2 separate regions of the Homo sapiens genome follow, and region 2 is linked to region 1. Evidence: chromatin loops called from intact Hi-C (ENCODE). Cell type or tissue: Caco-2. All regions are shown on one strand. Links, peaks and the distances in the headings refer to the core of each region. The heading gives the core; the rest is flanking DNA.

What was found. A loop is a pair of places that touch in the nucleus more often than their neighbours do. Peaks named below come from ENCODE experiments on the same cell type or tissue, not always from the same donor. Only the 100,000 strongest peaks of a DNase experiment are listed, where the experiment ranks them.
Region 2: a loop joins it to region 1, with 9 times the contacts of the local background. A loop is called at or near these places in 2 of 110 quality-filtered maps.

The regions. Positions count from the first base shown.
Region 1 is chr1:183,691,408-183,706,714 of GRCh38, forward strand. It overlaps a transcript of RGL1 not described here. Among named protein-coding and RNA genes, the nearest start is that of APOBEC4, 46 kb to the left of the region's middle. In Caco-2, for the core only: no CTCF peak of the experiment used is centred there; DNase peaks (open chromatin) are centred at 5,764 and 8,454.
Region 2 is chr1:183,914,406-183,929,712 of GRCh38, forward strand. RGL1 (ral guanine nucleotide dissociation stimulator like 1) reads left to right here. Exons shown (of 18, transcript NM_001297671.3): 16 at 2,042-2,296; 17 at 7,817-7,931; 18 at 11,700-14,127. The coding sequence ends at 11,887. It also overlaps a transcript of COLGALT2 not described here. Among named protein-coding and RNA genes, the nearest start is that of COLGALT2, 120 kb to the right of the region's middle. RefSeq lists an enhancer at 1,640-1,829 and a silencer at 4,381-4,570. In Caco-2, for the core only: no CTCF peak of the experiment used is centred there; a DNase peak (open chromatin) is centred at 11,676.

The DNA of each region.
Region 1 (15,307 bases), core at 4,293-12,292:
ATTGTGAGTTAAGGAGGAAGGAAAGAGATCTATGAAAAAATAAGCTGTTCCTTTGTTTCCTGGCTTGTTCCAAAAAGGATTGCAATAAAAAAGAGTTTCATATTATTGGTTTATGTAATTGATAAGAGCCCAGTAATTGAGGAACAAAAAAGTTGTTAAGTTTATGCAAACGAATAATACAAAAGGGATTTTCCCATAATTCTATCTTTAGGAGAGTAATTAATTGGATAATAGTTAAAGAAGATAGTAATGTTGAGAGAATGAATAGGTATATAAACCTCAATTATATCTTAAACATTAGTAAGCCATATTTTTACATAGAATTCAGTTTAATTGGAGGACCTGAGAAATTTGTTGACACTGGAAACTTGTGCATTTTTGATTTATAAACCTGAAATATGCATAACTAATGTTAATTTAATAATGTTGAATTTTAATAGCCTTAAAGTCAAGCATTAAGAAAAATGCTCAGATCATACAATTTTATGAAAAATAGACTATTCAACTCTTAATGATTCAACATAAAGGGCCACTTCAGTGAATGTTCAAAATGTATTATCACTTCTGTGGTGATCTAATCTTATTTATTGAATCTGGTAACATATATTTATGTATATATGAATATGAGAATCTTAATATATATTTTAATATATATATTATTACATTATTCTGTGTAATATACTTTTTGAGTTCTTAATATCTTATATTTTCTATAAAGTCATATATGTGGCAGATACATATATGGAGATATTTCAGATTATTGTATTGCAAGCTGAGGAATGTAGTATCTTCAGAACTTGCCACTTGCTAGGGACGAGGTTGGAATGAGAAAGTGTATTGGCCTCATGGCCATTCCTAAGTCTTGGGGCCGAAGGCTGGAGGTTGGCCCTAGTGAACAAATTACTTGGAGGATCCAGAAGTGGCTAGTGCACAGGAGACAGTGCAATCCATTCCCAATGGGGAGCAGTGGGTCATGACTGGATGAACCATATACATCATCAGTTCTGAAAATGAGGCTGATTAAAGGGCATTCAGGAGCAGGGTGAATGAAGCTTCTCTGGGGAAGGAGAGAAGGTCCAGGCCTTTGTAAACAGGATTGAGTTTTCTAGGTTGCCCAGTCCCAGGTTGACTTTGGCTGGAATTAAAAGTCATGGTTCAGGTAGTTCACCTTTTATAGTTTCGTGCTTATTAACATAAATTTACTTTTATTTTGAATACATTTTGCTATAATTAGTTAAAACAATTATAGTAACAAGATGCTTAACTCTCACTCTATAAACAATAGCATTATGAAGGGAATATGGAACAAACAACAATCTATTTATGAAGAACAGATCAGTGGTTGCAGCTAGGGTGGGAGCAGTGACTATAAAGGGGTAGCAACAGGAAGTTTCTTGGGGTCATGGAACTGTTCTGGATCCTGATAGCGGTGGTGTTTACACACATCTATATGCATTAAAATTCATAGAATCATCTGCCCCAAAAGTCCATTTAACTATACGATAATTGTTTTTAAAAAGCAAAAAATGCTAGCAGGGAGATAAAAAAAATTTTTTTTTTTTTTTGAGATGGAGTCTCGCTCTGTCACCCAGGCTGGAGTGCAGTGGCACGATCTCAGCTCACTGCAACCTCTGCCTCCGAGGTTCAAGCAATTCTTCTGCCCCAGCCTACTGAGTAGCTGGGACTGCAGGCGTGTGCCACCACACCCGGCTAATTTTTTGTGTTTTTAGTAGAGACGGGATTTCACTGTGTTAGCCAGGATGGTCTCAGTCTCCTGACCTTGTGATCTGCCCACCTCGGCCTCCCAAAGTGCTGGGATTACAGGCATGAGCCACCGTGCCCAGCCAGAAATGTTTAATATATCAAATATACACAACAGAACAAAGTAAATCCTAACAGTCCTAGAAGGCTATAGGAAAGCCAGAGTCCTAAAAGTATGCCATTTGCCTGTTTCTGAATGTCTTAGGTTGGTGGAAGGCACATTTTACCTGGAAGCTGAAAATGATTTGGTCCCCTAGTTCTTCTTTTATCTTGCTTTCAAAAATAGACCTGTCTTCCTTCCTTTCTTCTTTCCTCCCTCTCTTCTCTTTCTTTCGATCATTCCTCCCCTCCTTACTCTCTTTCTTTCTTAAGTTCATGCTATCTGACATGGTGAAGTGGCATTCTAGATTACTTTTTTTTTTTTTGGTCACAAGTGCCTACTGGTGGAAGGGACATGAAGGGAGGATGAGAAGCTGGTCTAGCTCTGCTCCAATCCTGAGGGTGGACAGTTGAGCCAGAATAAAACCAAAAGTGAAGCCTCACTGCTTACCAGAATACACTTGTGTAGTGCCTACACTACCTGTAGGCCTTCCTGTTTCAGGCAGTAAAGTGTTGTTCTGGAGCTGAGCACCTGCTTTGAGTTAGAATTGAGACAGGCACCAGAAGTTGGATGCAGTCCAGACTGATCAGAGGACCCTTGGAATAGACTTTAAGTTGACCTTGACCCTTTAGTCTTCTTTGGATTGGACTTCCCAGGATTACTCTGTCCCTTTGAAAAAATATATTTGTGTCTTGGGCCTGAACCAAATTTTAATCAGTCTCCTAGAAATTGTGAAGGGCTGCTATGGCATGGCACAACATGGCCTGTTTTCTCAATATTGTCTCTTTAACTTCTCATTTACTTGGCAACCTGATTTCTGATTTTCTGAATGGGTGTTGCTGTGGACATTTGCCCAGAAAACAGCTCTGAGTGAGGGACTATCAGAGAGAATTTTATGTCTCTTGGGAAGGGAAAGGTTAACTTTTATTTCCAAGAGGACTGGCTGCATGAGTTCTTGGATGCAGCAGTCCCCAGGAGAGTGCGGTGTGTTGAGCTGTGGCTAGTGTGTGTAGTTCCACACAGGCAGGAGTGGGCTGTGCAGAGCTACTTGTTTACAACAGCTTCCTGAATCTGCTAATGCCAGACTGAGTGAATGAAAGATTAGTTTGAAGTTCTTGACCCATATTCTTTACATTAAACATTGATGACCATTTTTTCTTTCAGTCCTTCCTCTATGTTATTCTGGATTTGAAATCTCTAGCTATGAGATAATATTAACTGAAATTCTTGACATTTGCCAACCCTAGTCACAACCCTTGCTATAGATCATTTCAACATAAAGCATTTGTCTTTTAGCTTGTCTGAAAATATACTGCAGTATGTTGCTGGTGGTAATGGATTTCTTGGAGTTGAACCATTGGGTAGAGGATTTGTGATTGGAGTTTACCATCTGATTTATATGTTCTATGGTCATGATAACTCAGATTTGCAGATCTGGGTACTACTGGGACTGTGGGGCTATTGTGCCTGACTTAATTGCATATTTAAATGTAAGGCTAGAAGTAAAGCTGAAAAAGCAGATGGATTTGGAAAATGAGATTGTCCTGTTTTGAGGTCATATGGAAAGCCAAGAAATTGCTGGAGCAGCTCTGACAGGGATTTCAGGAAAACAGGCTGGTAATATTTCCACTTCTCTCAGCTTGCAGTCTGGCTGAAAATGTAGTAAGATCAGCCTTTTCCAAAGGTCTTGGTATTTCTGCAGCTGTTTTCAGAAAGCCTTGAAAGTGAAAAGCAAAGGAGTCCACAGAATCTCAAGTATCCATGCTCCAATCACTAAAGCTCTTGGATGATCTAAGTGGAAAAGAGCTGAAGCCATGTAAGTGAAGGTGTGTATGACACAGTTCATGTGTGGAGTCTGCTCTTTCAGATATGACATCATGTCTGTGGCCCCCAAAAGCTTCCAGGAAAGCATCGGCTTGACAGCGAGGATGCCAAAAAGTCCTTGATAGGAGCTCTGCACATTATATTTCCACCTTCTATTATTTTAGATTCTTTTTTGTTCCATTCACCTAAGTCAGCTGGGCCATCTGCCTAAGCCAGCCAACATCTCACATTTTCTAATTGGTCTAGTTAGTCCAGGGTTAATATGTCACTTACTATCACTAATGAGAGACTGTACTTGCTAGACTCGTAAAGCATTTTTAATGAATGCTTCCAGTATTATGATTCCTGTTCTACAGAAAAAGAAACCAGGTTTCAGAGAATTTATGTGATTTGTACAAATTATTTGAACAGATTAGTGGATCATGAGGGCTATGGAATGTATATTTTATACTGTCAGCCACCAACTTTCAAGTGGTTGAAGCTCTCCACATATGTAATGTGTTTAAAAGGAAGTTTAAAATAATAGAAATGACTAGATTGTGTCAGTGATTTTTAAATATTCTGCAAATGAAACTTAAGTAAAAGTTCAATATGTTAAAGCTACAAGTTCTATTTTAGCATGAATTTATTTCACAAGTTCAGGTTTCTAATAACTACTTATCTTCAAATTAACCAGTAACATTAACGAAGCTATTTATGAACACAAGTATTTGAAATCTAGATTTGTAGATGTGAGTTGGAGCCTTAATATCTAATATATTTTAAAGTTTTGTTCGGTTGTCCCCCACTGAAAAAAAAAACTGATTTACAGATAAATTCTTGAAAATAGGTATAATTTTCTTAAAAGCTAAGCCTACTGAAAATATTATTCAATCTGATTGAATCAGACACTTGAGAAATTATTAACAGGTAGTTTTGGACCCACTTTGAATCACTATCTAACTATACCTGAAAATATTCATTTTTCCTCTTCTCTCCTAAGCCCAGTCCAATTACCATCCTCTGAAACAGCATTTGTCAAGGTCCCTAGACCTCTGTGTAGCCAAATCTGTCCATAAATTCTCAGTTCTCACTTCATGGGACCCATCATCAGCATTTGACACTCTTGATCACTCCACTTACTCTCCAAGGCTCGCGCTCTCCTGGCTTTCTTCCCATCTCAAAGGCCACTTCTCAGCTTCCTTTCTGTGCCCCCGTCATTGTCCTGACTATCTCAAACTCCCTATCAGTCCTTTTCAACCATGGTTTCTCATCTGAACCAAGGACACAAAAAATGATTCCAGAGAATATTTTCTCAACTTTTTCCAAGGAAAATAACTAGTTCTAGGTGCATAGGAAGGAAGTTAATCCATCACATACAATGGGTGCCTTAGGGCTTTGTCTTAATGTTTCTTCACATAACCTCAGTTGACAAAGGTTGCCAGCCTCAATCCACAAACATTAGGCATCTGATGCATTTTCATGACCTTAACTCCATCTATATATTGACAACTCCCAAATTTATATCTCCAGCCCAGGCCTCTATCTGAACACAAGATAATGTTCTCTCCAATTTGATGCAACCTCTTGTAAATATCTGACATCTCAAACTTCTCATGTTCAAAAACAAAACCCGATCTTTCCCCCAAAAACTGTTCCACTCAGAGTTGTCATCTCTCAGGCCCCAAATTTTAGTCATCCCTGAACTTCTGGTCTTTCTCTCACATCTTTCATCCAATCCTTTGGCAAATCCTACTGTACCTATGTTTCAAATACATCCAGAATCTGACCAATTCTTGCCACCTTTACTTCTACCACCCTGACCTAAGCCACATCATTCTCTAGAGCTTGAACTATTCTAGTTGCCTCCTAATTGGCCTCCCTGCTTTCATTGTTGGACCTCTACAGTCTATTTCAAACACAGCAGCCAAATTGATCCAGTCCTTTGCTCAAAATTCTCCAGTAGCTCCCAATTACAATATGTATGGTAAAAGCTGGAAACCTTACAATGGCCTACGTGATCTGTAGTGCCTCTTTCCTGACTGCTGCAGTCTTTTTGCTGTTCTTACAATACATTGAGCAACTTCCACCCAGGGCACTTTCCCCTGCTCCCGCCCCAAACCCCCATGGCTTACTGCTCATTTCTTTCAAGTCTTTGCTTAGATGATACCTTATCAGTGAGGCCTTTCCCTCCCAACCTTTTAAAAATTGTAACGGCCCTAATCACTCACTATCCCCATTCCATTGCTTATTTCTCCCTATTGTGTTTATTATTTTCTAATATTTTACATGGTTTGCTTATTTATTTTTATTGTCTTCCTTTTCTACTAGTGTGCAGTTTCCTCAAGGGCAGAGATTTTGTCCATCTTGTCCACTACTATATGCCAAGTGTTTGGAACAGTTTGCACGGAGGAATGGTTCCTGAATGAATTGAATGCATGGTGAGCGTTTAATTTGAAATTTGAAATGTGATTAATGGAATTTTAATCATTTTAAATTCTCCTTGTATTGCACAAAATGCTTCTTAAATGCACGTTGTAACATCATGAGATAGTCAATCCAGATACCTCAGTGCCCACTCCTGCTAAATATTTACTCAAAGGTTAAAAACTGTCATTGGTTTTGTATGCTGAGGCCAAATTTGAATTTTTAGTTGCGTGCTGGTACTTCATCTGCAGATGTAGGTATCATGCATTTCAACCCTACATTGCTAGGTTAATCTAATTGAGTATATTGAAAATATCAGTAGGATTCCAAGTATCTCAGTTCTCTCCCTTCCCCACTGTACTCTGTGTGAGTTGTAGCGGGGCTGGTCCCTGCAGGTTGCATTTCTCTTGGTTGGGCATCTTTCTGTCTGTGTTGACCTAATTGCAGGCAGTAATGCATGATGAGAAGCAGCTTGGAGAAGCCAGGGTATTTTCCCCTCCTTGTCTGCTGCTGTCAGCTTCCTGCCATGGCCACAGCTTCTGTCAAATGATTCCATCCTAGTGTGTGAGCCAGCTCACACCAGTTCATGAGGGACAATTTTGTTTATTTTTTTCAACTCCACGTTTATGTTTTTCCAACTCCATCAATATCACATTGATGACTTAAAATAGGCCAAATCCTGGCTTTCCACTGACAGAGAACCAATTTGTTAAACATTGACCAGCACACCCTGGTGGGCTCAGCCCTTGCGTTCTGTAACACCCCTTTTTCCTTTTCTCTCTGGTCTAGGAGTGGTAGTGGCTTCCAACTGTTGCTAGTCCCTGGCTTATTCACTCTTCCCTGTTTAGGACTCAATTCCTTGGTCACCTTTGTAAAGAATTTCCTGCATTAATTCTCTTCCCTTTTAGAAACAGGAAATGATTTCTGTTTTCCTATACTTTGATACAATGCCTAAAATAGAACAACCATGCTATGTTTGAGTGAACTTGAGAGAACCTTTAGCAGCAATACAAAACAAAAATCTTTGTCTCATCTGAAATATTTGCACCAGTGCCTTGCCTTGGAACACATAAAAATACTTTGATACAAAAAGTAAATTTCTGATCTCATTGCCAAAATTATTACACATTATTTTGAAATGCTACAACTTAAAGACAGCACTCTAATATAGTTAACACTTAACATGACATTATCCAATATAGTTTTAAGAGATGCTGCCATTTTGTTACCTCCTAATACTTGTTTCTGAAGCTTATAGGAACTACTTGAATACTTTTTTTCAATTGCTTTTCTTATAAGTCATTTTCAGTTGCTTTCCTATGGCTTACTCATCATTTGTAGACTTGGTCACGTTGTGAATGAGTTACTTCATGGTATGTTCAAAGTCATTTAAATATCTCCCTCTGTTTTGATGTATGTATTGAGTGTTTTTCAAGGCTATAAACTCCCTTAGGTTTGGCCACAGGAACAAAGTGTACAAAAATGGAGAATAGGAAGAACTATAACATCCATACTCTCATTTAGTTGAATTATAAAGATTTTAGCTGTCTTATTCATCACATATGTTGGATGCCCAGTCTTGGGTGCTGTGAGCTGTGATATCTGACAATGGTACCAATATTTCAGAGGCAGGGAAGCCTGGTCATTTAACACATTCACTGTGGGGTCAGTAGCTCAGGAGGTAATAGGGTTCACCCAGTGTGTTTCCTTCACATGTGTTGATGTAACTTACCCTGAACAATGTTTTTAAATTCATTTTTACCATTTAAATACTACTGGTCCAGACTGAGTAAGCATCCTTGAAACTATATTGTAGTCCCATCTACAGTCCTACATCAAGGCTTGTTCCAAAATTGCTCCAGGTCGTAGACTTGGACTTTAACTCCATCTTTATCTCTATGCCCACCTTACAGAGTCCTCTAAGGAATGTTCTAGAGAGCCCATCTTTCTGTATAATCAGTCTATTTAGAGTGGAGCAAGTGATGAAATTTAATGTGAAAGATTCCTTGATTTTCATATTATCCTATTGTCTGAAGATTCTGATCAATCTAATAAATATGCAGGTTAGGCCTAGTCTGGTTTTCTTTATCCAGGATCCCTTCTATCCCCAGCTAGAGCCACTAGATCACTAAATCAATCGTATGTGCAGGCTGCCTCTGATTTATTTCCCTCGCTGCTGCTGGCCTGCCCCTGCCTTTTAGCCCTGATTGGAATGTTTCAATGTTTGCTTTGTTCTAATACTCTGTCCCTTGTACTCTCTTTTAAATAACCAGCCTCTGACTGTCTTGGTTCTTGTTTACCCACCTTTTCATCAGCCCCTTCCTCATTCTTCAAGCCCAAATTCCAGCTTGAAGTCTGGGTTCTACAATCTGTTGACAGACTTCCTCGAAGCTTATGATCTGCATTCCTGACCTTCCTAGGAGTGTCTACCTCACAATTTTCTGATGTTATGTTGTGCAATGACACCTCATTTTGTTTGTTTTTGCTGTTGCTGACTGGACCATTGTATATCAGATGTGGTGTTTTGCCTGCCAGACCAAGCCTTCCCGTATTGCATGGGAGTATACTAGTGGCTGTGACCAGACTGATTTTAAGTTCTAATCCCTCTTCCCACTCCTACCCTCAACCTGCTCAGACCTGACAAAGTAATAGGGAATTGCCCACCCATTTAAGTCCCATAAAAAGCCATACTGCACCACTAGCCACTTCAATTATGATGAGTGGTTTTATGGGAAGAAAGGAATTGTAGGCTGATGATAGTAGCTTTGTTGAGTTGGTAGCACTGGATCCAGTCTCTGAGGGAAACATAATGGTTGGATTTCAACTTTGTAGTATTATTCCAGGAGCATCTGTATAGTATCATAAATATGGGATCTCACATGACGTCTTCCTGTGTCTCAGAAAAATGGACAGAAAGCAGGTTTCAATAATCTTTTTTTTTTTTTTAATTTGACTTTAAGTTCTGGGATACATGTGCAGAATGTGCAGTTTTGTTACATAGGTATACGTGTTCCATGGTGGTTTGCTGCATCTATCAACCTGTCATCTAGGTTTGTTTTTTTTTTTTGGCAGAGTCTCACTCTGTCACCCATGCTGGAGTGCAGTGGTGTGATCTCGGCTCACTGCAACCTCTGCCTCCCGGGTTCAAGTGATTCTCCTGCCTCAGCCTCCTGAGTTGCTGGGATTACAGGTGCACACCACCACACTTGGCTAATTTTTGTATTTTTAGAAGAGACGGGGTTTCACCATGTTGGTCAGACTGGTCTTGAACTCCTGACCTTGTGATCCGCCCACCTCGGCCTTCCAAAGTGCTGGGATTACAGGCTTGAGCCACCGTGCCTGGCCTGTCATCTAGGTTTTAAGCCCCACATACATTAGATATTTGTCCTAATGCTCTCCCTTTCCTTCCCCCTGAGCCCCTGACAGGCCCCGGTGTGTGATGTTCCGCTCCCTGTGTCCATGTGTTTTCATTGATCAACTCCCACTTATGAGTGAGAACATGTGGTGTTTCGTTTTCTGTTCCTATGTTAGTTTGCTGAGAATGATGGCTTCCAGCTTCATCCATGTCCCTGCAAAGGACATGAATTCATTCTTTTTTATGGCTGCAAGATTAAAGAATCTTTTGCAACAGATGGGGAAATTGAGATTTAGATTGATCAATTGTTGCCCTTGAGATCACACACAGATTTGTTGATAGGATAGATCCTAGGTTTTGGTTTTGGGGAATAACAATCCACTGTCCCAGGGACTTCCAACCATTTGATGAAAGAATGGTTTTTAGTTCTCTGAAGCCTTAAGGTAATTTAATTTCAGAGCTGGTCTGGAACTGACCTTGGAGATTGCCTGGTTATTAGTCTAAACCCTCATTTTCAAGGTACTGATGACAGAGAATAGGAGGTGTGTTCCATTTCCCTACCCCGGATTGTATGACTGATGGGAATGGAGAGGTAGAGTAGGACAGAGGTGTATGGTCTATCAAGAAAGGCTTGAAGTCCTCTCTCAATCTTTTGTGCAACCAGTTTTATTAAATGGATGGAATTCAATGGGAAGTGAAATAGGGAACAACCTCTACCCAAAATCCCACCCCACCCTCCACTGCCTTCAATAATGTTAGGCTCTTAATTTTTCCATTTTTCTTTTTTAAAATAATATTTTATTGGCCGGGTGCAGTGGCTCATGCCTGTAATCCCAGCAGTTTGGGAGGCCAAGACAGGCAGATCACAAGGTCAGGAGTTCGAGACTAGCCTGGCCAATGTGGTGAAACCCCATCTCCACTAAAAATAGAAAAATTAGCCGGGCATAGTGGCAGCCACCTGTAATCCCAGCTACTCGGGAGGCTGAGGCAAGAGAATTGCTTGAACCTGGGAGGCAGAGGATGCAGTGAGCTGAGATTGCACCATTGCACTCCAGCCTGGGTGACAGACCAAGACTCCATCTCGAAAAAAATAAAATAAAATAATATTTTATTGTTTTTTGCATAATGTCTTTATTTTGCAGAAAATGCTTTCTGCTTATTGTCTTTGGCTACTTTGTCAAAACTCTAGGTATGTCAACTCTAGCTATGATACCTGACACAAAAGAAGCCTGAACATTACTTGAAAGCAACAAGGAAGAGAATGAAAGTTTGTTTTTTATCTCACTAAAGTAGGACCATTGTTTACAAATTCTGGTATGCCAAAGTCATCTATATGCTATATGAGAAACAAACAAGAAGTTTCTGGACCCTAGTGAACAGTTTTTTTTTTCTGTGAGTCATGGTGAATTACGCCCAACTGCATTGCTTCCAGCCTTGAATTCACCTAGATGACTCAGGACAACACTGCCACTGCAGATTACCAGCAAAGTGGGAGGTGGTGATGGGACTTTTTGATAAATAGTAGAATATGTATTCCTTCTTCTATTTTAAAATGAAGTTAATAAGGCTTTATTTCCTTCCTTTGACCCATGCGACTGCCATTTTATACCTAGTAGATCCATCAGATGAACGCTGGTTGCAAAGTCATTGCATATTTCAAGACATAGGTCTTGATTCACATGGAAGGTGGTGACATGGCTGTCTATGAGGCTACCAGTAAGGTTGGGCTGAGGCATTGTACTGGCTGTCAGGCGTGTCTGTGTCTGTGACAGTCCCTTCATACAGTGGGGATCCTAGAGCTAGTAGATGGATTGGTGTTATGACTCATGGGGCACATACTGATGTGGGCAGGCATTCGAGGCTGGACCAACTGACAGGGGATTGGAGCATGGATAAACACACAGATGAATTGTCAGAATTGTAAGGCTCTTGTATCGGTTTGAACCCTGAAAGCGCACCAACGAACAACACAAGGCGGTGTGGAGCAACACGCTGTTTTAATGTGTGCCTGGGTGCAGACGGGCTGAGGCTTAAAAGGGCATCAGCACCAAATGCGGACAGGGTAGCAGTTTTATAGTCTCCTGTAAACAGGAAGTATCTCAGTCTGATGTAACTGCTATGCAGTACCTGGACAGCAGTACCTCTCTCGGTCTTCAGGGGGTACATGTCTTCCGGCCAGTTCTCTTCCTGCTTCTGCCATCTTGCTGACAAACACTGTTGGCACAAGTGGTCTTGTGCCTTGGGACTAGGCCTCAGAAGTGAGGAGTTATTCACCACCACCTCCCCCCGCCGGCTTCCAGGCCCTGGGGAAAGTCTTTCATTCTTGTCTATTTGGTTATAGAAAAAGGGAAAAGCGACGACTTTCTCAATAACTACTTCAAGCGTGACATAGGGGGTGGTGTGGCCACCTTGGAAACAAAAACTTAATTTTGGGGGTATTTTTGAGAGATGGGTTGGTATTCATCATGTCGTTGCAGCAGGAGCATCGTCTGGATTGTCTGGTGGTTAACTATGGTTTCAACAAGACTTTTATTAGCTTTTATTATTAGTGGGATAATACAGGGGAGAAACAGGAGGAGCCCAGTGATGAAGATTACTGTCCCTACCAGCATTTTAAATCCTCTTAAATTAGAGAACCACCCTCCTAGAATGTTTGTTGGGTCCCATCCCTTCCAGGTTTGGACTGGTACATGGGCTACTTTTCTGATGTTTGAAGCGATTTATAGTACTGTTTTTCCATTATCGTCTATGTTAAGACAACAATTGGAGATATTAAACTTACCACAAACCTCACCTTCTGAAGTTGTTTGGAACTACCCACCTGGAGAAAGTACAGACAAAGACTAGAAGATAGTGGAGCTGTTTATCGGGTGGGATGTGAGTGAAGTCTACTTGCCAATCTTGCCCAGGTACCTGTCTCTGGGCTTGGTGGGTAGGAAAAGGCAGTGGCTGGAGGGAGCCCTGGGGTGACACTGAGTGGCAGATAGAGCAGGACTGGGTGATTTCTTGAACACAGCTGGAAAGGTGAGGACAAGTGAGAATAGGGCGGAGAAGTTGTAAGAGAGGTTTGGAACTGACATGGAAAAGTTGTGGAGACTTTGGGGGATAGGGATTGTTTGAGAGTGAGGAAGAACGAAGCGCCCTTCCTTGACCTACCATGGTCCTTGCTTTTGAAGGTTTTGGGCTCAGAAGTCCTCCTTTTCTTCCGAGGATTAAAGAGGAGAGAACAAGGACAGGGACAAAAACTGGCCTTGCACAGGTTGTAGGTGTACTTGTTTGGCTACCTAATCTGCTAGTGCATTTCCAGCTGCTATAGGATCGTATGGAGTTTGGTGGCCTCTGCAATGAATGATGGCAACTTTCTGTGGGAGCCTGGCAGCTTGAAGGAGTTTGTTGATGAGAGAGCCATGTATGACAGGAGTGTTTTTTGCAGTTAGGAAACGCTGTTCTTTCCAGATGGAAGAGTGTGAGTGCACTATGTGGAATGCATAATGAGAATTTGAATATATGTTGATCTGTTGTCTGGCTGCTAGAGTGAGAGCTTGAGTGAGGGCAATGAGTTCAGCTTTTTGGGAGGTGGTTCTTAGAGGGAGCATATTGGCTTCAATAGTGTGTGGGGGGTGACACTATAAAATAGCCAGCATGTTGGTGTCCTTGATGTAGGAAGGAGCTGCCATCTACAAACCAAGTAAAGGAGGCATCTGGAAGGTGTTGGTCTGTTAGGTTTGGAAAATGTATAAGAAATGTTTGAACAGTGTTCACACAGGAGTGCGTAGGGTCTTGGGTGGTTGTAGCTTCAGGTAAGAGTGTAGCCAGGTTTAGACAGGAGCTGGTTAGCATGGTGATGTGGGGAGTTTCTATGAATAGAGCATAGAGTTGGAGGAGCTGTTGGGCAGAGATGAGACTTAGTACACTGCAGTGAGCTAGCATGTCTTTGATGTTATGGGTTGAATAAACTGTTAGGTTGGCATGAAGAGATAGTTTTAAGCTTTCAAGGGTGAGGATAGCAGCTGCCGCCAATGCTTGGAGGCAGGCAGGCCATCCAAGAACTGTGGCTTCAAGCTGTTTAGGCAACAACCTGGAAGGTGGGTCCCTTAGACTGGGTTAGAACACTTATTGCAACTCCACATCATTCATTGGTGTAGAAGGAGAAAGGTTTGGTGAGGTCTAGGTCTGGGAGAGTGAGGACGGGGGCTGAGGCGAGAGCCTTCTGGAGTAGACGGAAAGGTTAGGTAATAGGCAGTGCAGGGTTTAAAGGCTCATGGAGAGGGCCTTTAGTGGCTTGGTATAACGGTTTGGTGAGTAGAGTGAAGGAGGGAACTCAGAGCCTAAAATATCCTGCTAGTCCTAGAAAAGAGATAATTTCTTGCTTAGTTTGTGGAGGTGGGAGGGACTGGAGGAGGGATATGCCATCGGTTGTGAGCCCTCGGGTTTGCGGGGTAAGAGCTAGGCCTAGATAGGTGACTGGGGGGGTGCTTATTTGTGCTTTCTTAGGGGAGACCTGATGCCCCCATTCTGCCAAGAAGTTTAAAAGAGAGATGGTATGGACATTGCAGTCTCTTTGAGAGGGTCTACATAGGTGTAGATCATCAACATACTGAAGGAGAGTGGATGGTTTTAGGGATAAGGTACAGAGGTCACGAGCCAGGGCCTGCCCAAAAAGGTGGGGGCTGTCTCTGAAACCTTGAGTTAGTATGCACCAGGTAAGCTGATGTGAAAGGTGGGTGTCGGGGTTTTCCCATGTAAAGACAAAGAGGTTTTGGGAATCAGGGTGTAAAGGAATTGTGAAAACAGCATCCTGTAGGTCTAGAACAGAAAAACAGGTGGTGTTGGAGGGAATTGCAGAAAGTAAAGTATATGGTTTAGGAACTACTGGACATACTAGGGGTATGGCTTGGTTAATGAGCCTGAGGTCCTGGACTAAGCAATAAGTTCCATCTGGCTTTTTGACAGGTAGAATTGATGTGTTAAAAGGGGAGTCTGTTGGGCAGAGTAGGTGACTGACAAGGAGGTGAGAAATGATAGGCTTTAGGCCTATGAGAGCTGCTTGGGGGATGGGATACTGCTTCTGTGATAGGAACTGGGTGGGGACTTTAAGAGTAACGTGGACAGGGGTGTGGTGTTTTGTGATTGAGGGTGTGGAAGTATCCCAAACAGTGGGGTTAACTATGGATGGGGGATAAGGAAAGGTTGCATGTTTTAAGGTGGGAGGTTGGAGGAGTAGAAGAAAGTTAGAAGCCCCAGAGGGGTCTGGGTTGATGCGTTGGGTACTATGGGGAATGTGGAAGTGGAGAGTAGTGTGGAGTTTTGAAAGGATGTCTCTACTTAGGAGCAGAGTTGGGCATGAGGGCAGGACTAAGAAAGAGTGAGTGAAGGAAAAGGTGTGCAGGGAGCAGAAAAGTGGAGAGGTGGCTCGGGGTTTGGAGACTTGTCCATCAATTCCCACAACAGAGACTTGGGAGGACTGGGTGGGTCCTGAAAAATTAGGTAAAGCAGAGTAGGTTGCCCTGGTATTAATTAAAAAACATACTGGCCTACCTGCCACCATCAGGGTTACCCTTGGATCACATGAAGAGATGGTAGTTGCCGGGGTGTCTGTTCCAGGGCACTGTCAGTCTTCAGCAGCAAGGCTGATGAGATACGAGTAGGAGGTTTTGACTGGCTCAGGAAGGGATGGGGGCAGTCCTTGTGGGGGCTGCTCACAGTCTGACTTCCAGTTGGGTCCTCCACAGAGGGGGCACAGCCTGGTGGGCTTACCTGGGTTTGGGCATTGTCTGGACCAGTGGCCTTCATTGCCACACTTGAAACAGGCACCAGGTGGAGGTGGATTGCTAGGAGGCTTCTGTGTGGAGCTGCGGCCC
Region 2 (15,307 bases), core at 6,906-14,905, 230 kb after region 1:
ATTCACTTGGATGCAAGTAGCTCCTGGACTGCACAATCCCTGCATATTAGCTAGAAAGGCTCGTGATTCTCCTGCTTGGCACATAGCTGGACTGAGCTGACCTCCACACTTCCTTCCTGACCTGAGAGCCTGTGACAGCCGCCTTCTCCAAAAGTCCTCCAGACTGTCATTCTTCCTTTTCCACAGGCTGCACTGTGAGGTTGCTCTTAAGGGTGAAGTGTAATTTATTTGCATTCCTTTCTTCATTCCCCGATCATGATTTCTAAATATTGATTTTTGCACTTGCTCCTCACTTCTTAAATTCTCAATAGGAATTTGGGGGCTCATCAGGCAGTCTGTTTAGAGCTGCTATAACCCAGGCATATTCTAGGCTTTATCTTAACTATAAATGTCACTAGAATCATAGAAAAATCTAACAAAGGAAATAGAGTTTGGATAGAGGAACATGAAGGCGAAAAAATTGAATGAATAATTGGAAAATGCACCCCCTTAACTAATATATCTGCAAAGAAACTTATGCTATTAACTTATCTATCATCAGTTAGTCCTCAAATTGAGCCACTAAGTTGATTCATTTGGGAACATAAGGAAGAAAAAAACCCAAAAACCAAAACAAAAACTAAACCATATTATGATAGAGCCACAATCAGACCCCTACCCATGAGAATTGTCACATCAGCTGGCTGGCTGTAAACTAACTGTGCAATAGAACTGAATGTATAATTATGCCACAGGAGGAAATCTACAGGAAATAAGATAATAGACTCCATTTTAATCAGAAGCCTGATAACCAGAAAGCTCAACTTCTATACTGTTTCCATGGAAAGGCAGATAAATATGAAAGAAATGTTATTTATTTTATAAATGACTTCCAGAATATTTTATAGGATTAACATGGTATAATTTAGCTTAAGTCATTCCGGGAAATTCTTTATAATTTTCTACAATAATAATGGGTATTTTAAATGGTTCAATTTAATGATTTTTAAAAGTACCTCTTCCAATAACTTCTTTCTTTGGTTATTGGTATTGCATGGATGAGAAATGTGTAGTTAATCAGAAAAGCATATTAACTGTAGTACTCCATTTCTTAATTGTCCTTGATACACATCATGAAAATGTATACAGTTGGCTCTACTAGCAAATGTGGAAAGTGGTGAAGCTGCTTAAAGGCTGTATTTCCCTTGAGCAAGTCACTTTTATATTCTGAATCTTATTCTCCTCGTCTTTATAATGCTCTGCATTTTGTTCACAAGACAGTTGTGGAATTAAAATGGGATAAGATAATATGAAAGTTCATGATAAGCCTCACAGTACTAAACATACCGAGGTAGCAGCATACTATGTTGATTCATCTTATTGTCATCAGCCACAGGCTGAGCCTTGGCCATGTGCTTGCTCTGGGAACTCGACAGTGGGAATCAGGGAGCTTGGGTTCCTGTTCTAGGGGTGCTGTCAACTAGCTGTGTGGACCTGGAGCCCCAGTTTTCTCCCTGGGTCTCAGGTTCCTCAGCAGAACAGGTATGGGACTAGTTGATGTCCAAGGCCTTTCTAGCACTAATATTCAATGCAGAGCCGTATAATCTGGGGTACTTCTCTTAGAAACTTCTAAAAATACAGAACTTTCTCTCTCACTACGAAATCTGACTGCAGTAGGACTGAATCAACTGCGTTGGCAAGGCTTTCCTCCAGCCCCGTAAGCTTCTGACTTCTTTGGGAACCCATATTGCCTCCAGTTTCTGGTGTCTGCTGCCACCTGCTGGTTAACTTCTATAAGAACAGCTAAAACCTAGGGAAATAGAACTGCTTTGCCTCACGTGCTTATAGAGTGATTAGGTCACACTGAGTCACCGATAGGCATCTACCACTGATGGGGACTCAGAGTACTTACACCAGGGATGAGACACATGTGTGCTGTGGGCTGTTGTGGAGGAAATAACTGCAGTCTATCAGTCTTGATATCTACCTCTGCTTTGAAAATTGCAAAGCTGTTGGCCAGCGTTCTAATCTGTTTTCTTCTGGGGTGTGTTTACTCTTCCAGCTCTCTGAGTCCTCCTCATCCTGTTCTTCTATCCATTCCATGGACACAAATTCCTCAGGGATGTCTTCCTTAATCAACCCCCTCTCCTCCCCTCCGTCCTGCAACAACAACCCCAAAATCCACAAGCGCTCTGTCTCGGTGACGTCCATTACCTCGACTGTGCTGCCTCCTGTTTACAACCAACAGAATGAAGACACCTGCATAATCCGCATCAGTGTGGAAGACAATAACGGCAACATGTACAAGAGCATCATGGTGAGGAGCAAGCCCTGACCCAGGAGCGGGTTTCCATTTAGATTGTGTGTCTGTGTCTGTCGGCCGCTCAGACTAATAGCCCTAAATATGCACACTCAATATTAGCATATACATATATGCATTCACACAGAAGGGATGTGTGTCAGTTCCAGGTCTCCCTGGGCATAGATGCTGAATGATATATGTATATAAAATATATATACATATATATGCACACACATGGTGTATATAGGATATAATTTTCACATCTTAAAGAAATGCTAAAACTTATTCGTTTAGGTCAGTATTAGCCATTTGAAAATTCTCAATTTGGGTGACAGTGTAAATGTGCTCCAGGGAGGATGACACAACCTCACACATTTTTGGAAGCCTTCCTATGGAATTATATGTCTGGTTTTATCATTGAATTTCCACACATTCTTAGCAGTGTACTCCCCTGATGGCAGATTTTTGTCATTTAGTCATTTGGATCAAACCTAGTTAATAAAGTGGATGATCAAGCTAGAAATACAGTTTGGGTTAATGAGGAACGATGCCTATAAAATGAGACTGACCTTTTTGAGCTTCTTGTAAAATCTGTGTGTTTCTGAGGACAATTGCAAAGATATTTTTAATAATGGCAGTCTTTTGGGAATACACACAGAGCCTCTCATGGCGATAACCTTGGGTATGTGAGGTCTGGTAGGTTTATCACAAGAATATAAACTCCTTAGTTTATGGGAGATAATCATGTATTGGAAATCACTTTATCCTTTGCAGCAAAATCCCACAGCTAATTCCACATCTCTCCTCATCTTTATCACTCGCCTCTTTGAAGGCACACTCAGTGCTTACAAGCTCAGGTCTGAATATGGCATAAGTGGTATGGAGGCTCCACATAAAAGCTTTGCTAAAGCATTTATTGAGTCAACAAAATATCAAACATTTATTGCGTTCTAGTCATTAGATCAGGCTTTGGGGATAGGGAGATGAGTGAGACATTTCTGCCTTTGAGGAACTTTTAATTAGAAAGGGAGCCCACAAAGCATTATTCACAATGTGCAAAATAATAGAGCCAAGATCAGGTGGTAAAGGGCCTTGTGGCCCACACAGAGGAGTGTGTTAATCCCGCAGGCAATAGGGTCTTGTTGAAGGCTTTTAAGTAGTGATGGGATTTGCTCATTAAGAAAGTCATGGCACTGTGTTTGCTGGAGTGTCGGGGTAGACTGGAGGCGGGGAAGCAAGTTAGGAAGCTGCTATCATGTTCCATGTAGGAGAGGATAAGGGCTTGAATGACGGTCATGTGGCTGGAGATGGTGAGGATTTTTGAAAGCTTTTGATGAGGTAGAATTGTAGAATCCATTCATTTAGTTACCAACTTTTTGGTTACTGTTGTGGAGGACTAGAGGCTGTCTGGGTAGTTGGTGGGTCTGTGAGATATGAACTACCAGAGGAGGATATTCAGGGACATTTAAATCAGAGGTACCAGTATGACATCAGATGGCATTGTCTGATAGATGGTCAGAAACATGGGCTGGTGCAAGGCTGGTGCTGAGATCAAATACTGGGAGTTGTCAAACCCCACAGGGGGGACGTGGTCTCGCGAGACTGAGTGTAGGATGAGGCAGAATGCAAGTGGTAATGAGGGAGGGGCTAATAAAGGAGCACCCGAGAGGTAGAGGAAACACAGGGAAGCCAAGGTCCTCCATGTGGTTACTGCCTGCTCAGCATGGTCTGTTCACCTGGCACCTCTTACCTGCACCAATCAGAGAGAATGTCCACTGCATAACTCTACAGTGTCTCTGAATTATAGCATGGATTTGTACACCAAACAGTTATGTTTTGGGACATGCCTGGTCAGCGTGCACTCTGCTCAGTCTGGGGGGAACTGTGAGTGGTTGGACTGCACAAACCTCTACTGCCCAGGAGGAGTCACAGGTTGTGCATGCTGTCTGAGTGTTGGGAGGGTAGTGAGCAGAAGATCCCCTGCCCCCTGCTCTGAGATTCCTCCTTCCCCAGCAAATGGGCTGCCTCTGTGAGAATCACCTCTCCTGCCAACCCCTTCCTGTGGCCCTTTATATTGCACCAGGTGGTGGCACTCACCTTTCATGAAAATCCTGCCAGCGCATGTCACAGGCTTATTCTGGAGAGACGACACACTGCTCTCGTGCTCTCATTCTAATCGTTAGGCCTCTCAGGAGAAACCTTGCTCACAGGACGTACCTTTCTGAAATGTATTATGCTGTGTGCTGTTGACCAGAAGATGGAAATAAATCAGTCCAGGTTCAGGCGAGACTAGCAGTTCTCAAACTTTTTGTTCTCAGGACCCCTTTATACTCTGAAACAGCATTGAATATTCCAAAGAGCTCCAGACTATGTGGGTTGTATCTGTTGATATTTACCACATTAGATATTTAAACTGAGAAACTTTCAAAATGTTGATTAATTCATTTAAAATAACAATAATGAACACATTGCATGTTAATGTAAATTTTATTTTTTAATGAAAAATATCTATTTTTTTCCAAAAATTATTGAGTGAGAAGTGTGGCATTGTTTTCCATTTCTGAAAGTCTGTTAAAATGTGAGTGAGACTGGCTTTGTTTTGTTTTGTTTTTGTTTTTACTGTGAGTACAGGGTACTGAAGAATACAGTGACAGCTAGTAGATTTGTAGTTAGAAACCACTGGACCGATTTGTGCTGTTGTGCCAGCAATTCCATCCACCATAGCTTCTGCAATACCTATGCAAATGTCAACACAAAGAAAAGACAAACAGCATCTTAGTATTATCATGAAAATAATTTTGATCTCATGGATCCCCTCACAGATTTCAGGGACCCCACGGGCCATAGATTGCACACTGAGAACTGGTGGCCTAGAGAACTTGCTTTGCAAGAGCAACTAATGTCCCTGGAATCCAAGGCCCTTCCATAGAAGAAGAGACAGCAATTAGCCCTTGTAAAATTACCTCCTCAGTGACCATGGAAAAATGTCTTCTACCACTGAACCCATCACTCTTTCGAAATGATCTTTCTCTCCATTGTGTCAATCACAGAGTCAGTCTCCCAAGATCCCTTACACAGGGAATGCAGTATTTCTGTCACAGGAAAGTCAATGAGGGCGACACCAAAGCATCGTTCAGTACCGCGCATTCAGTACAGCAGCCACTGGCCACGGGTGGCGATGGAGCATTTGAAATGGGAATACTCCAAATTGAGATGAGCTGAGGGTAAAATATATACCAGATTTTGAACACTTAGTACAAAAAAGTAAAATACTGCATTAACAATTTTTGTATTGATTATATATGCTGATGTAATATTTGGGGTGTTCAAGTTAAATATCACCTTTCAAAAACTTTTTTTTTTTTTGAGGCAGAGTCTTGCACTGTTGCCTGGGCTGGATTGCAATGGCACGATCTCAGCTCACTGCAACCTCTGCCTCCCTGGTTCAAGCGGTTCTCCTGCCTCAGCCTCCTGAGTAGCTGGGATTACAGGCACCCACGACCACGCCTGGCTAACTTTTTTGTATTTTTATTAGAGACGGGGTTTCACCATGTTGGCCAGGATGGTCTCAAGCTCCTGACCTCCTGATCCACCTGCCTCGGCCTCCCAAAGTTGGTGGGATTACAGGCATGAGCCACCTCACCCGTCCTAAAAACTTTTTAATTGTGGCTACTAGAAACTTAAAATGAAATATGTGGCTCACATTCGATACCTATGAGTGCTAATTCAGTCTATCAGCATAAGGATGCACGCTTGAGCTGTGAATACTCATTGTAATCATAAGTTTGATTCAGCATCGCTTTGATGGTACAAAGTAATAAACACGCAAGGGAAAGCCCTTGGTCATCTTGTCTTCATTGGGACATACCTGGGGAAGTTTAAGGAAAGGAGAATGAAGGTAGCCTGGCTGTCTCATATGACTTACCCACCTTAGCCTGACATGCATCCCCTGAAGGGAGGTCTTCTCCTTTAGCTTTCTGCTACTAGTCCAGTGTGACCCAGCTTTGGGAGTATTTTCTTCATACTATCAAAAACATATTTTCCTCATTTAGAATTTTGTGTGCACCTACTTTTCCCTTGTAAATGAATATGCCAGATGTTTTGGTAACAGACACGTGAACAAGATCTTTGCTGCTTACAAGGACCCCTTTGTAATGCACATTGTTTATGGAATCACAAACACCAGCTGCTGCCCCAGATCAGAGTGAGGCATCTTGGCACTGCCATCCTCAGGCACACAATGGCAGTTTCTGGGAGGAAATGAGACTTCTGTATGTGTCGAGGGGGGTCGTGGGGGGCTTTCTTTCTATAGTCCTCTTGCCCCCTGGTGAGAACAGCTTTTATTTTTAAGTAAGAATAATCTGAGTTTTCATTCACTTCTTTCAAACTTAAAGAAATCACCCAAGGTATGGTACATAATTTAGCTTTCTTTTCAGGTTGCTCTGCACACCCTGCAAATAGTTGGCTGGCAGGCAGTGAGGTGAAGGGAAGAACATCAGAATTGGGGACGAGGGAAACCTTTAACTTGTGCTTTTAAAACACTTACAAGCTGATGTTTATTGAAGCATAATTTGCATGTAGTTACATATGCAGATCTTAAATGTTTGATTCTTTGAGTTTTAATAACTATATATATCTATGAAACTACTACCCCAAATCTAGATAAAGAACATTTCCATCCTGCCTGCCAGATTCCCTGTGCCCTTTCCAATCAATCCCCTCCTAACCTAGAGGTTCATTTTCTAATGCCACAGATTTTGTTTTTCCTTTTTTTGAAAGAATAGACTCCACTGGTATGTAATCTTTTGTGTCCGGTTTCTTTTGCCTAAGATGATGTTTGTGAGATTCACCTGCATTGTTGCATGTGCCAGTTCTTAGTTCCCTTCAGTTGCTCAGTAGGATTCTATTATGAATATACTACGATTTATTCTCTTTTCCTGTTGATGGAGATTCAGATTGATTCAGTTTTTAGCTATTGTGAATAAATCTGCTATGAATGTTTGTGTACAAGTCCTTTTGTGGACGTATGTTTTTATTCCGCTTGGTAAATGCCTAGGAGTGGGACTGCTGAATCACAGGGTCACCTGTACTTTTTGAAATGGTCAATGGGCAGAACTGCGACCATTTTTATCCCGTGGGTTGTAACCAGTGCCATAGAAGCAGTTCAACATGGGAGGATAATTTTGGGCCAGGACTAATAATGCTTTGCATTTTTCACAATTCCCTCATATATATTCTTTCACGGGAACTTCAACCACTGTGGAGGAGATAGGCAAGGAAAGCGTTCTCTCCATTTTAATAGCGGATGACGCTGTGACTCAGAGATTAGGTGACTCGCCCATCATCTGTGGCTGCTAAGGGTAGAACCAGGACTAGAAACCAGGGATCCTGGCTCTTGGTCCAGTTCCAATTCCACGAGTCCGTTCTTTCTGGAAAGGCATCACAACACAAGACAGCAAGAATGAGAGGGTCAGGAGAACTCCCTCAGGAAACGTGAAGCTAAGTACTTTACAAACCTGTTCATTGTCTTTGCAGTTGACGAGCCAGGATAAAACCCCCGCTGTGATCCAGAGAGCCATGCTGAAGCACAATCTGGACTCAGACCCCGCCGAGGAGTACGAGCTGGTGCAGGTCATCTCGGAGGACAAAGGTGGGCATCCTTCCGAGACAGGCATGTTCCTTCCCAGGGCAGGTGGCTAGCACATGTCCACAGTGCTCCGCGTTTAGAAGGCAGAAAACGGATACGTATTGTTTTATTGGGACCTAGTGGTGGTTTTTGATAGTGCAAGGGTGAACAACCGTGCCATCACCTCACTTGTGGAATTAAGTATCTCAAACCGCTCTCCGATTCCCCAGCTCTTGTTTTTCCTGCGATTTTGATGAGTATTTCTTCTGCCCAGTCTTTCTGAGCTCTTCAAACACTTTTCTAGGAAGAAGTGTCTCCCTGTGCCAGGAGGCAGAGGGTAGGGGAGTCTGTTGGGCATTGCAGGTGGCCACACACCTCCTTTACCCAAGAATGTGTTTCTAAGTTGTGTGTGAATCTGAAATTTAGTGGTTCCTGTAATAATTTCTCATCATTTCAATTAATCATGTATGAAAGGTATTTTCTTTATTCATGATCAATTTTAAAATAACACAAACCTCTAACTTGAAGGTTATTTACCTCACATTTATTGAGGCAAAGAACTGGTAATCTATGAAAGGCTTCAATATGCCTGGGAACATATTATTTAAAGAAATCTCTTTTATGAAATACTTTTTGGGGGAAATAATCACCCTTGCATGTATCTGTCTGCTAATATGAATTTGGGGATTGTATTTGTTGAGAGAAGGAAACAGGCTGGTAGAAAACTCCTCTGTACCTTGTCACTTCACAGACAGTGACTGTCAGGATAGGTCTCTTCTCCAAGTGCAGAAGGAGCAGCAAATATTGTTGACCGAAGCCAACCCTTTCTGCCGCCAGACCCCAAACTGTCCATTGCAGCCACCTTAAGTAGTCCTCTGCTCACCAACAAGCAGTGTCCCCTATAAGTGAGAAGCATTCCACAAGCTAGGCTATGGGATCAGCATGTCACCCAGGGCTCTATTGCTGGTTTAGAGGAGAGTGGCTGAAATTAGAATACTACCTTCTCCTAGAGATTAAAAGCTACAGCCTCTGGGAAAATTCTTTTTCAGTTTCCTCTTGGAAGATTTCTCATTCATTCAGCTGAGCCTTAGGCTGTGGGGCAACACTTTCTCAGTTATAACCTTTTGATGTAATTATAATTATAATTCTAAGCCTAAAAGATGGTCTCAAGTTGTACCATTTTGCTTACAACACAGCACTAAGGTGAGGCTGGTGGGTCTAAAGGTCCAGGAGTCTCGAGGGGTAGCCAGGACCCAGTGTTGCCCACCAGCTGTGTGGTCCTAAATGCAAGCTGCTGGACCCCCGGGCCTTGGTCCTTAATTAGAGACAATACCCTGCTGGTTCCTCATATATCACAGGGCGATTCTGAAGATAACAAGAAATCGTGTACCTGAACATGGGGAGACACTAAGTGATATATAACTGTGAGGACTATTATTACTGACCTGTGAGTATGTGGGCAGCAGCATGGGACACTTTGAGGGGATTGTTCTCCGCTGAGCCTTTGTGCACAGAATGTACAGGAGTCACTTGGAACCTGCTCATATCAGTCTTGTTGTTGGATATCAATGTTTGAAGTTAACTTAAGACTCAATTTGTCCAGTTTTACAACCATATGCCTCTCTGGTTGCCTCCCCGACCCCACTACCACAGAGCTAGACTTGCACATTTTACCTTTTTTAATTCTGTTTGTTTTTTCAAATACTCATTACACTTGAGTGCTAAATACTGTATACCTTCTTGTGGCGATTACTCAAGGATCTAGAACCAGAAATGCCATTTGACCCAGCAATCCCATTACTGGGTGTATACCCAAAGGATTATAAATCATTCTGCTATAAAGACACATGCACACATATGTTTATTGCAGCACTATTCACAATAGCAAAACCTGGAACCAACGCAAATGCCCATCAATGATAGACTGGATAAAGAAAATGTGGCACATATACACCATGGAATACTATGCAGTGATAAAAAAGGATGAGTTCATGTCCTTTGCAGGGACATGGATGAAGCTGGAAACCATCATTCTCAGCAAACTAACACAGGAACAAAAAACCAAACACTGCATGTTCTCACTCATAAGTGGGAGTTGAACAATGAGAACATGAGAACACATGGACACAGGGAGGGGAATATCACACACCGGGGCCTGTTGGGGGGTGGAAGACTAGGGGAAGGATAGCATTAGGAGAAATACCTAATGTAGATGGCGGGTTGATGGGTGCAGCAAGCCACCGTGGCACATATATACCTGTGTAACAAACCTGCACGTTCTGCACATGTACCCCAGACCTTAAAGTATAGTAAAAATAAAATAAAAATTAAAAAACAAAAATAAAAGTGAGGCTGGGCATGGTGGCTCACGCCTGTAATCCCAGCACTTTGAGAGGCCGAGGCAGGTAGATCATCTGACGTCAGGAGTTCAAGACCAGCCTGGCCAACCTGGTGAAACCCGCCTCTACTAAAAATACAAAAAAATACAAAAAAAAAAAAAAAAATTAGCCGGGGGTGGTGGCACACGCCTGTAATCCCAGCTACTTGGGGGGCTGAGACAGGAGAATCACTTGACCCTGGGAGGCAGAGGTTGCAGTGAGCTGACATTGTGCCACTGCACTGCAGCCTGGGCAACAAGAGCAAAACTCCATCTCAAAAAATATAATAATAATAAATAAATAACTTAAATAAATAAAATAAAACTGAGTCAAAATAACTTTGCTTTGATGATTTCATATTACACTTGGAACAATCCTTGTTCAAAAATTACAGATGTCTAGTTGGGAATCATTGAAATTGAAAATAGTTTAAATATTAAAAGAAGGGGATATTTGCTGCAATATTTGCTGCTCCTTCTGCACTTGGAGAAGAGACCTATCCTGACAGTCACTGTCTGTGAAGTGACAAGGTACAGAGGAGTTTTCTACCAGCCTGTTTCCTTCTCTCAACAAATACAATACCCAAATTCATATTAGCAGACAGATACCCAGGAAGGGGAGCATCACACACTGGGGCCTGTCAGGGGGTTGGGGAAAAGGGGAGGGAGAGCATTAGGACAAATATCTAATGCATGCAGGACTTAAAACCTAGATGACAGATTGATAGGTGCAGCACATGTATACCTATGTAACAAACCTGAACATTCTGCACATGTATCCCAGAACTTAAAGTAAAATACTATAAAATAAAGATATGCACGTTCAGCACATGTATCCCAAAACTTAAAGTAAAATTTTTTTAAAAAAATATACATACTTTCCTACATGGGAAATAAAATACTCGTTTGACGGGATTACTTCAAAAAATATTTCAATATTTCAAGTAGAATTCTGGAGTGCTGTAGATTTTCTGTTTTTTCTATGTCATTGGATTCTCTTAGTCTTTGAGAAAATCTGCATACTGGGGTGGAAAATGGACTGCAGGAGAAACGAAACCCGAGTTCAAATCCCAGTTCTGCTATTCACTAGCTGCCATCTTGGGAATTTTCTTTAACTTTTCTTGGCCTCTGTTTCCTACTGTACTTTTTTTCTAGTTTTAACATTTTCTATTGGAACATTTAATTCATGGAGCGAATTTCTAAAATCTCATTTGTACTAATTTTTTAAATTGGGATTGAGAAGCTGGGGCCAATTTTTGGGGTAGTGATGGTGATCACTGTCTGGTTCAGGTCACATTCCAGAGATGAAGGGCCGTAGTCCCGTTCTTGTGTCTGGGCAAGGTTTACAGCTGCCGTTGTCAGTACTGAGCTGACCTCCACAAGCTGACCATCTTATCTTTCCTTATCTTTTTCAGAACTTGTGATTCCAGACTCAGCAAATGTCTTTTATGCCATGAACAGCCAAGTGAACTTTGACTTCATTTTGCGCAAAAAGAACTCCATGGAAGAACAAGTGAAACTGCGTAGCCGGACCAGCTTGACGTTGCCCAGGACAGCTAAACGGGGCTGCTGGAGTAACAGACACAGCAAAATCACCCTCTGAAGGGAGGGACCAGTGGCCCCTTGTTTGCCAAAGGCAGAGTGGGGCTGAGAAACAGGCTGCGGTGATTGCAATTACCATCCGGTGTTCGAGGATCATTGGTGAAGTCAGCAGATATTTATTGAGTTCCTGTGGTGTGCAAAGCATTATGATAGGCACCGTGGGGAAACTGGAAATGAATTTGACATGAAAAGGATGAACGATTCACTGATTCTCTTTGACTCATTTGAGACTAAAATGCAGAATTACCAACATTTAAAACATATATATGCACATGTATTTGGTATGCATGTGTATCTATATAAAAATATATAAGAGGGACTTTATGGGATAGTATGGACTATGGAAAAACAAATTTGCACAATGGCCTGGGAAGTTGAGGTCACTTTTTACAGGGAAATAGAAGAAACTGAGAACCTAGTCTCGTATATTCTGAGTAAATGGAATCAGTCCTGGGAATAGAGAGTGTCCTTTGTGCCAGTATTACAAGAAGCCCAAACTTTATTTTTATAAAGGGAGAGGATGACTTTCTCAATCAAGTGCCACCAGATAAAAACAACTGCAGAGGCTGGAACTGCCACAGGCTGTATGAAAGGCCACTTTGGAAAGGGTTTGGATGAGCTGGTGGCCTTCAACCTCTGCCTGCATCTGCCACTTTCTGCTACCCTAGGGAGGCCAGGAGGAGCTTCGGAGGACCATCGCCCCACTGGTCTAGCCATCATGACACCTCTGGAGGTGTCAAGCTCCTGAAACAAGCTCATTTCAGTTTCTGGCAACCCCGTGTATTTCCGTTTTCCCCCTAAAGAACATATCATAATCATTGCACAAATAACCATGTTCTTTGGTAATGAAGCCAGAAAAGAAAGCGCAAAAGAATGGTGACTCATTTGGACTCTTATCTGTCTTGGAATGTCACTGCTTCATTGCCTTCTCTGATTGCCTTTTGCATGTAAAACTATGTGTCTGGAGTCTTTTGCCATCTGGATCTTAGTACCTCTTTATTATGTGCAATTTATTCCTCAGGTGTGGAAATTTCTACTGCAATTGACTACGTTTGATTATTTTGAGCTTGTGAAAGATTTCTGAACAGTGATTGTCCCGTTAATAGCCCCTCAGAAGATGTTCCCTGCTGATAACAGCATCCTATTTTACTTACTTTTATAGCATTACTGTGCCTAGTCGTGGGGAAAGAGATGGGGCTGTATAGATTATCTGAATCATTTGTCTAAGAGGTACATTCTTCCAGATGGAATCAATAACTTTTTTTTTTCCAGGTTCCCGTGCTTGCTATCACAGTATCATTGTTAAGTGACACTTTTGTCTCTCATAACACCATCACACTCTTCCTTCCAAGTCTGAGCTGTGCTGGGGTTTGAACTAAAAGCCATATGTGGAATATTGACATGTGTAAGAAGCACTTTCAGAATGTTGTCCTTTTTAAGAAATGATTCTCAAAATACCAGTTTTTATTCCAAAAATTTAGAGAACAAACCCGGAATATGAAGTGCAGATTGTAACATGGAGCTATTTTTTTTTCTTAATCCCATAATACAGCTCCTAAAAGTTGTGTGGGATTTGCGTTGCATAAATAGCCATGTGAATTCCACAAGAAGCACCAGGGAAAGTTTAGAGATTTGCGGCAATGGACCGAAGAACGGGCCAGGAAGTCCTCCAATTTCCTTTGGTCTTTCCAGGAGATTGGACTACACATTGTAAAGACTGACTGGGTTTCAACTAGTCAAAAAGCACTTTCTTCTGTTTTCAATCCCTGTTCGATTTGTGCTTCTGTGCTTGTAGGAGAGATGGCCAGGGTGGCAGCCCTCATGCAGGTTGAAGTATATGTAGCCTCAGCCTGATATTCTTGGTGCGAAGGTAAAAAAAAAAAAATAAATAAAACCATTGGCCTGGTTGAGGGCGTGACCACCAAGACATATATGTTGTGCCCGTGTTCATCCTGTGTATTTATACTGTATATGTAGAGTCTAGATTTATATACTGCAATGTAAAATATATATATATTTACCTTTTTTAAAGACAATGGAAATTCCAAGTAGCTAAAACTTAGCTTCATTTATTTAATGCCACTTTAAATGTCTTAAATTTGTTTCCTGGTGGACAGCCGGGTAATGCTTTTAGCTGCTCGCATGCTTGTCTTTCTGCATCTCCATCATCTGTTTACCTTTTGGTTAAACTAATAAACTAGTTTGGGACTTGGCTGGCATGTGCTGCCAGACCCAAAGGGATTGTATCTGGATTATTAACCAGGTGGGTTTTGGGTTCCAGTGTGTCAGTAAGCTTTTGGGAAGCCCGCTGAATTGGTTGGAGGAGCACAGGGAAAGCCAGTGGCAGAGTTAGGTGGGATCCTCCCCACTGGCAAGTGTCACAAGCCTTTGGGGGAAAGAATGACTTCCTTAGGAGACTGCAGTCAGAGATGATGCCGTTGCTAGATTGCTGTTCTTAGGGATGGAGTCTCACTCTGTCGCCCAGACTGGAGTGCAGTGGTGCGATCTCAGCTCACTGCAATCTCCGCTGCACCAGTTCAAGCAATTCTGCCTCAGTCTCCTGAGTAGCTGGTATTACGGGCGTGAGCCACCACACCCAGCTGATTTTTGTATTTTTAGTAGAGGTGGGGTTTCACCATGTTGGTCATGCTGGTCTTGAGCTCCTGACCTCAGATGATCTGCCCACCTCAGCGTCCCAAAGTGCTGGGATTACAGGCATGAACCACCGCACCCGGCATGGGGACACTTAATAATCCAACTTAGAGTGAGGGTCCAAGTTAGCATTTTGTCACCTTTCTGAGAGCCTTTCCCCGCATTTTGTGATGGATACCACCTGCATAATTCTTGAAACCGCCCATGGTGCCTTGGAAGCCAGGGGGACCTCCATGGAGGGAGGAAAGGCATTCCCGAAAGAATTACACTTGAAATCCTTTTAAACTGATCCATGCAGTTTCCCCAAAGGCATTACGTCTGAGGCCAGCTTCACTGGACAGATGCACAGTATTGTCATTTATCATACTGTTAAAAAGTTCCCAGGATTATTTTCTAGTAGATTTCTAAATGGATCCAAATTATCAAATGTTCTGTGCCCTTGTGGAATTTTTAGAGGAAGCCAAGTAGAAATTTTAATAATAGGAAATTGATAATATGGGGTAGGGCAGAAAAAAAAGGGAATTTTGTCTTTGGTACTTGTTTTTTCAAGATCATTCTAAAAGCCTGTTTCCCTTGTTTTGCCTTTTTCTAGAAACTGGGCCTGGGGACAGTCTGCCTGAAGGAATAATGTCTTAAACTTGTCTTCTTTGGAACGTTTGTAAATTCTCCCTGCAGCGCAGGATCATTAGGAGGCATACAATACTGCTTTACGTGTCCTGATTTCAGGGGGACTGAGGAGGTTCCTGACTCAAACCTCTTTTTCTTCAGA